Regions from separate parts of the Mus musculus genome. Here region 1 is linked to region 2. Evidence: chromatin loops called from intact Hi-C (ENCODE). Cell type or tissue: gastrocnemius. All regions are shown on one strand. Each heading gives the region's core, and the rest is flanking DNA. Links, peaks and the distances in the headings are about the cores only. Region 1 overlaps Neurl1b (neuralized E3 ubiquitin protein ligase 1B). Region 2 has its middle 43 kb from the start of Neurl1b.

Region 1 (2,906 bases), core at 292-2,791, 50 kb after region 2:
CTCTGGGGGCCATAAGGACTGGCTGGCAGGTGGCTGGGTCAGTCTCAACCTCAGATCCAGGGCTAGATTGGAAGGTTCCCTTCAGGCACATGGACATTGGTCTCAGGCTCTCAGGCCCTTTCCAGAGCACCTGCTATTGATAGGGCAGTTGGCACACTCATCTGGGACAGGGACCATAGCCTGGTCTTGGGGAGTCAGGTTCTAGTGGGTGACACCAGGCAAGACACAGTAGTGATGGTGAGTGGCAAGAGAGACCTGAAGATGAGTCAGGGAGTGCTTCCTGGAGGAGATGTACTCCATCCTGGGGAAAAGTGACTTTGAAGGCAGAGGGCTCAAGGTCAAAGACCCCAGGTTGGGGGAGAAGACAGGAGCAGAACTGCGGAGGTCTGGGGCCGGTACTAACTGGGTGACTTGTGGGGAGGGATGTGATAGTTGAAGGATTTTACAGACCGAGTGCAATCTACTCCCTAGCTTCCCCACCAGGGCCAGGTCAGACTGTTTCATCCTCCCTGGGTGGAAAGGGAAGAGCCTGTACTTCCTGTCTGTATTTAGTGCTGTGCTCTGGGGGTGTAAAACAGAAGCCTAGAGGCAGACAGTGGGAGCAGAGGCTCAGGCACAAGACCAGGAAACAGACTCAGAGCAGTAATAAAACCTGCCCTGGGTTAGGTGGCTGAGAAGAGTCAGGTGAGCCACCCAACCTCAGGCCTGCCCTCAGGAACCTTTGTCCATCATCAAGTGGATGCCCCTTGTCCCCACCCTAAGCATCCTGGGACTTTCCTTCTCTGTCATCTGAAGGTGACTCATCTGTATCCCGCTTGCCTATAGCAAAACATCCCCTCCCAGCACCCTGGGCTCTGCATCCACAAAGGTGGGTGTGGCTCCGCACTGGCCTCTTTCAGAGTGCATGTGCCTGCCCAATGGAACCTGCATACCCACACCACAGCCGGCACCACAGGCCCACTTTTGCTAACCCGAGCTCAGTGGGCAAAGCTGACAGGCTGGATGTCAGGCAGGAACATCCTGTCCCCACTCTGGCTGTCATGGACGGTGTCGGCCAGGGTCCTAGATTATCTACCTACATCTGTGCTCTGCATCCCCTTCAGCCAGTTGGGTAGCATGATCTTCCAAGCCACACCCTCTCCTGGCACACTGAGGCGATGATACCATCCAGGTGTGCCTAGCTCTGGACCAAAAAAGTGTTCATGTTGTGCCTTAGAGTCATGAATTCACCCAGCCAGCCGACTGCTCCACCGTGAGCCCGGATCAGGTGTTCTCAGAGGAGTCAGACACAGGGTAATAATAACTGCTAACGTACAGCAGCCTGTGTGAGCCAAACACTATCCTAAGGCAGCAGCTTGTTTAAGCCTCAGCACAGGCCCTAATAGCCACTGCTGTTAGCCACATGTAACTGGTGGGAGACTGCTACAAAGAGAAACAGTCTCTTACCCTGGGGCACACAGTTTCTGCACGTTGGAGGGCAGGAATGGTCCTGAGGACTGCTGGGTTGAAGAGGGTGCCCCCTGCAGGTTAACTCAGTTAACAGTTCTGCATTCTTTGCTTGGTTGTCCTGAATCCCACCTGCAGGCATGGAAAGTTGAGCACGCTCCTGGTGGGCTCACCATGGGTTTCTGCCTGAGAAGCCACCATATCTGGAGTATATATCCCAGCCTTTGCCAAAGCCAGTCAGAGGATAGGCACTGTCCTGGGGCTTTCTGGGCAGTGCAGCTGGGAAGAGACACAGGCCATCCCATTGGAAATGTCCCCCATTAGCAGCTGGGGCCTCCAGGACCTGTGAACTACTTTCAGACATGATATGCAGGGCAGTGTGGGCAGAGGTCTGCTGTGTCGAGAGAAACAGATTTTAGTGCTGAAGGACTTCCACAAGTCAAGGCCCCTGGTGCAAGGGTGAGGGAATGAATGCCTGTGTCTGGAGTGGCTTGCCATAGCCATATGTCACATATATCCTCGGAGGACAGTCTGTTCTGGGATCTTGGGATAGGGTGCCCCGGTGAGCCAGGAATGCTTTCTATGGCTCTCTGACCCTTGCATTTATGTCCCCTTAATGGTCTGTAGGAGTTAGACCCGTTTTACAGATCAGGACAGTGAGGTGATGGGAAGCCACCCTCTCCAGCTAATCCAGCCAACCTCTATGCGGCTCAGCTCAATGGCAGGTGTTTGTGAACAGCCGCCAAGCACCCTAATCCTTCCTCATTCCTTCTCACGGGGACTCCGCTGGCCTAGTAGCACCCTACCTCAGACCTTGCCTCCCACTGGTAGGAAAAGCTCTTTAATGAGTAAGCCATTTGGGGAAGTGGATAGGTGGGGGCATCTGGCTGTGGGCTGGCAGAGGGCCCAGGGCATTTTGTTTGCACCCTCAACACCACCCAGTTTATACCACAGTTATGGCCCTTAGGCATGTGCTCGCTTCCCCTTGGCCCCCCAGGATGATAGATTTATGGGATGGGTAGGCACACGCTCCACCTTGTGCCTCCAAAGCTGGACTCAGTAACTTTCCACTGGAGACAGCCTCTCCTTGGGCCTCAAGGGAGCTTCCTGTCCTTCAAGGTCCTTGGTGTTCAAGGGCACAAGATGGAGGAGTGGAATTTCCATGTGTCCCGGTTGTGGCATAGGACTCTGTTCCGGAAGATGGGGGCTTTGTTCTCAGAACCAGGGGGCTCTGTGCCTTCTCACTCTATCTCCCTCTTTTTTTGTTTTTTGTTTTGTTTGTTTGCTTGTTTCAAGACAGGGTTTCTATGTATAGCACTGGCTGTCCTGGAACTCACTTTGTAGACCAGGCTGGCCTCGAACTCAGAAATCTGCCTGCCTCTGCCTCCCAAGTGCTGGGATTAAAGGCGTGCACCACCACTGCCTGGCTCTATCTCCCTCTTGACAGATTTGGGCACTGA
Region 2 (2,906 bases), core at 125-2,624:
TTGTTTAATTATGGGGTTGAGGTTGGCATCGGGGCTGGCTGGTCATGGACGGGCTCATTTCTGTTTTGCCTCCTTTCTTGCATCAAATGGGTTCGGTTAGTTCTGATGTAGACGGGGCTCAAGGAGAGGAAAGCCGTGGAGGAGCTGAAGCCTGGAGTCAGAGCTGCACGTTCTCAGTGATGAGCTAATGAAGAGACCCGGCGAGCACCCTGACCCCGCAGACAGGCGTCTTCACAATATAGCAAGTCCCATTGCAAAGGGTGTGGTCACAGTGGGGAAGGTCTGCGGTGTGTATATTTTACAGCCCAGGACAGTTTTAGAGTCTTCACATTTCTCTATGTTGTGGAATGTTGCCAAATTGTCTTCCTAAAGGTGGCCCAGGACAGTTTATGGCAGGACCTGGAAGCCCACGCTCCTCCAGTTTAGCCTGCGCAGCTATCCCGACCCCTGGGCCAGAGCTAGAATTTCCCACCTCCATACAACAGCAGAAATGAAGTACAGCTCCCCAAAGCACTGGTTTTAATCACTTTCTTGAGAGGCAAACACCGTCCTTAAGACTGAAAGCGCTCACAGACAGGGTGAATGACATCATGTGATGCTTTAAGAAAGCGTGAGACTTAGTGAAATGGCCGACTAACAAGGCAGACTCCTCCAGACTCCATCCTCCCAATGTGGGCATCTGCTGCTAGCGTGCCCCACCAATGACTGAACATCCTCTGTGTGCTGGGCACAGCTCCAAGCATGAGGACAGGATGGCGGAGGCAGGGTCCCTGCCTCTCAGAGACAAACATGAAGGGAAGGAAGGGACCATTGACGTAAACAATGCCACTTCAGAGACAATATATGTCAGGAAGGAAACGGCACAGGGTAATGCCACAGAGACACTATGACCCTGGACTGGGAGTTCAGGACAAGAGTCTTTTGTGGGTGACAAGTTGAGTCCACGATGACAGGAAGGGGCAGAGAAGGAAGCAGCAGGCTAGTCTGGCAGCTGATACCAACATCCTAGGGCAGAGGTGACATCTTGCTGCTTGCCTACTGTGTGCTCTCTACCTCTACCCTCTTCTGCCACCACAACAGAAAAAGGTCTGGGCTCCCCCTGCTGGTCTACCGTGAGCTGTGATTTCAGTGGAGGGTCAGGGGACTGGGAGTATCTCATGTCATGCTGGGAGAGTTGGGGATGCCAGAGGCTCTGTGTGCACAGTGGGAGAGGGGCAACCTCACCTCGGGGCATGGTTTGGTCTAAGAAGCTGTAAAGAAAGAATATGGGCTCAAAGTCAAGCAGGAGCAGGGAATGCTGGGAGCCTAGTTACACACACCCAGTGCCAGGCAAACTCACCAGTGAGTCAACTCGTGGCCAGTGCATGACTTCAGGGAAAGCCAGAAAGGAATGGCCTGCCATGACATCCCTGCAAAGCAGCCCTCAGGTACTGCTGCTAAGGGGGAGCCTCTGGGAACGAGGCAAATTGACCCAGCTCCTAGCCCTGGGTTCTTTCCATTCCCAACCTCAGAGAGGAATCAGAATGTTCAACCACAAAGGGATTGAGTCCAACTCCCTTGGAGGTCTCTGCTCAAAGCTTGCCTAGGGTCAGCCAGTGGGTCCTGCTCTCGATCCAGCCGTTTGTGGTGAGTTTAATGATTAGTTCAGCAAATACTGGATACCTTCTGGGGGTCCAGGAGCCTTGTGTGCATGGGAGATGTATGCATGAGCAGGACCAAGACCCCTGACTATGCAGCTGGCATCTGTGGGGCAGGATGGCAGGCACAGGTGGCATCCTGAAGAGAATATGTGTGTTCTGTGTGCCAGCTGCTGAATGGTGAGCTAGGAAGAGACGGACATGGCAGGGGACAAGCACAAGAACAGGGCACCAGTTGCTAGATAAACAGATGGTCCTCAGAGGTCCCTTGACAGGCCGACACAGGAGGAGGGGAGTCAGGCCCAGGAGCAGCTGAGGCAAAGACCTTGAGGCAGGCTAGTTAGTGGAGACAGCAGTCAAGAAAAAGCCTGGCCCCGTGGGAGCCAGGTGTGGCCACCCTGGCAGGAGGAAGATAACCTAGAGATGTTTGCACCCCTCCTTTGGATATCAGAATCCTGAAATTGAGGCCTCCAAGACGTTGGAATTTCCCAGGAGTCTCAGATTGGGAGAAGGAAAAGGCAGAGACCTCATGCTAGCCAGAGGGAGTGGGGATAGATGCTAGCTTCTGGAAAGATGTTCTACACAGCTCTAACACCTTGTCAGACCACCTGGTACACAGGAGAGACAGGAGCTGGGACCATGATGGGTCAGTGACAGATGAGACTCTACCTTGACCAGAGATGCTTAGCTACACATGTCTTTTGCCTTCTATTTGAGCAGAACCCTTGTGACAGGACCCTAAAGATGGACTTGGGGGGTCCCCAGAGCTCTTCATTTGGTCTTTACAGTGTGGCCACACTGAACAGACCTCGCCTTCTCACCATGACTTGTCTGTCTCATTGGCCTTTGAGTGGACACACCTAGCTTGTTTGGGCTTCCAAGGACCTAGATTCTCACCTAAACAACTCTGGTGATGGGAGGAGGGATAGATGGATAGTCAAGGTAGGGAGGAAACTTCTAGGCCATTCCAGAGCCTGCATCTGTGGGGCCACTGCAGGCTTTAGAGCCAGGGAGGCACAGGCTCCGGCTTCTGCTTGCAGAGGGTCCTTGTGGTGCTGCACAGAGAACAGACTCGAGGTTAGGGGCATCACAGGGGACCAGAGAAAAGGCTGAGAAATGATAGAGAAATGCTCCAACCTCCAATGCAAACGACACTCAAACTCTCCAACGTCCTGACTGAAATCTGTTGCTGTCCCTCTGTCCCAGGAGCTGGGAACATTTCTCTATCATTTTTTTTTTATCCTGCCCAACCCTGCCGTGGTATCCAAA

The links. A loop is a pair of places that touch in the nucleus more often than their neighbours do. Peaks named below come from ENCODE experiments on the same cell type or tissue, not always from the same donor. Only the 100,000 strongest peaks of a DNase experiment are listed, where the experiment ranks them.
Region 1: it touches region 2 in a loop (1.9-fold over the local background); 10 of 42 quality-filtered maps call a loop at or near these places.

What each region holds. Positions count from the first base shown.
Region 1 is chr17:26,420,251-26,423,156 of GRCm38, forward strand. The region is part of intron 1 of Neurl1b (neuralized E3 ubiquitin protein ligase 1B); the gene reads left to right. Among named protein-coding and RNA genes, the nearest start is that of Neurl1b, 6.8 kb to the left of the region's middle. In gastrocnemius, for the core only: a CTCF peak has its summit at 1,518 (motif pointing left); a DNase peak (open chromatin) is centred at 1,551; H3K27ac peaks cover 2,500 bases.
Region 2 is chr17:26,369,919-26,372,824 of GRCm38, forward strand. No RefSeq gene overlaps it. Among named protein-coding and RNA genes, the nearest start is that of Neurl1b, 43 kb to the right of the region's middle. In gastrocnemius, for the core only: a CTCF peak has its summit at 1,107 (motif pointing left); DNase peaks (open chromatin) are centred at 725, 1,104 and 1,861.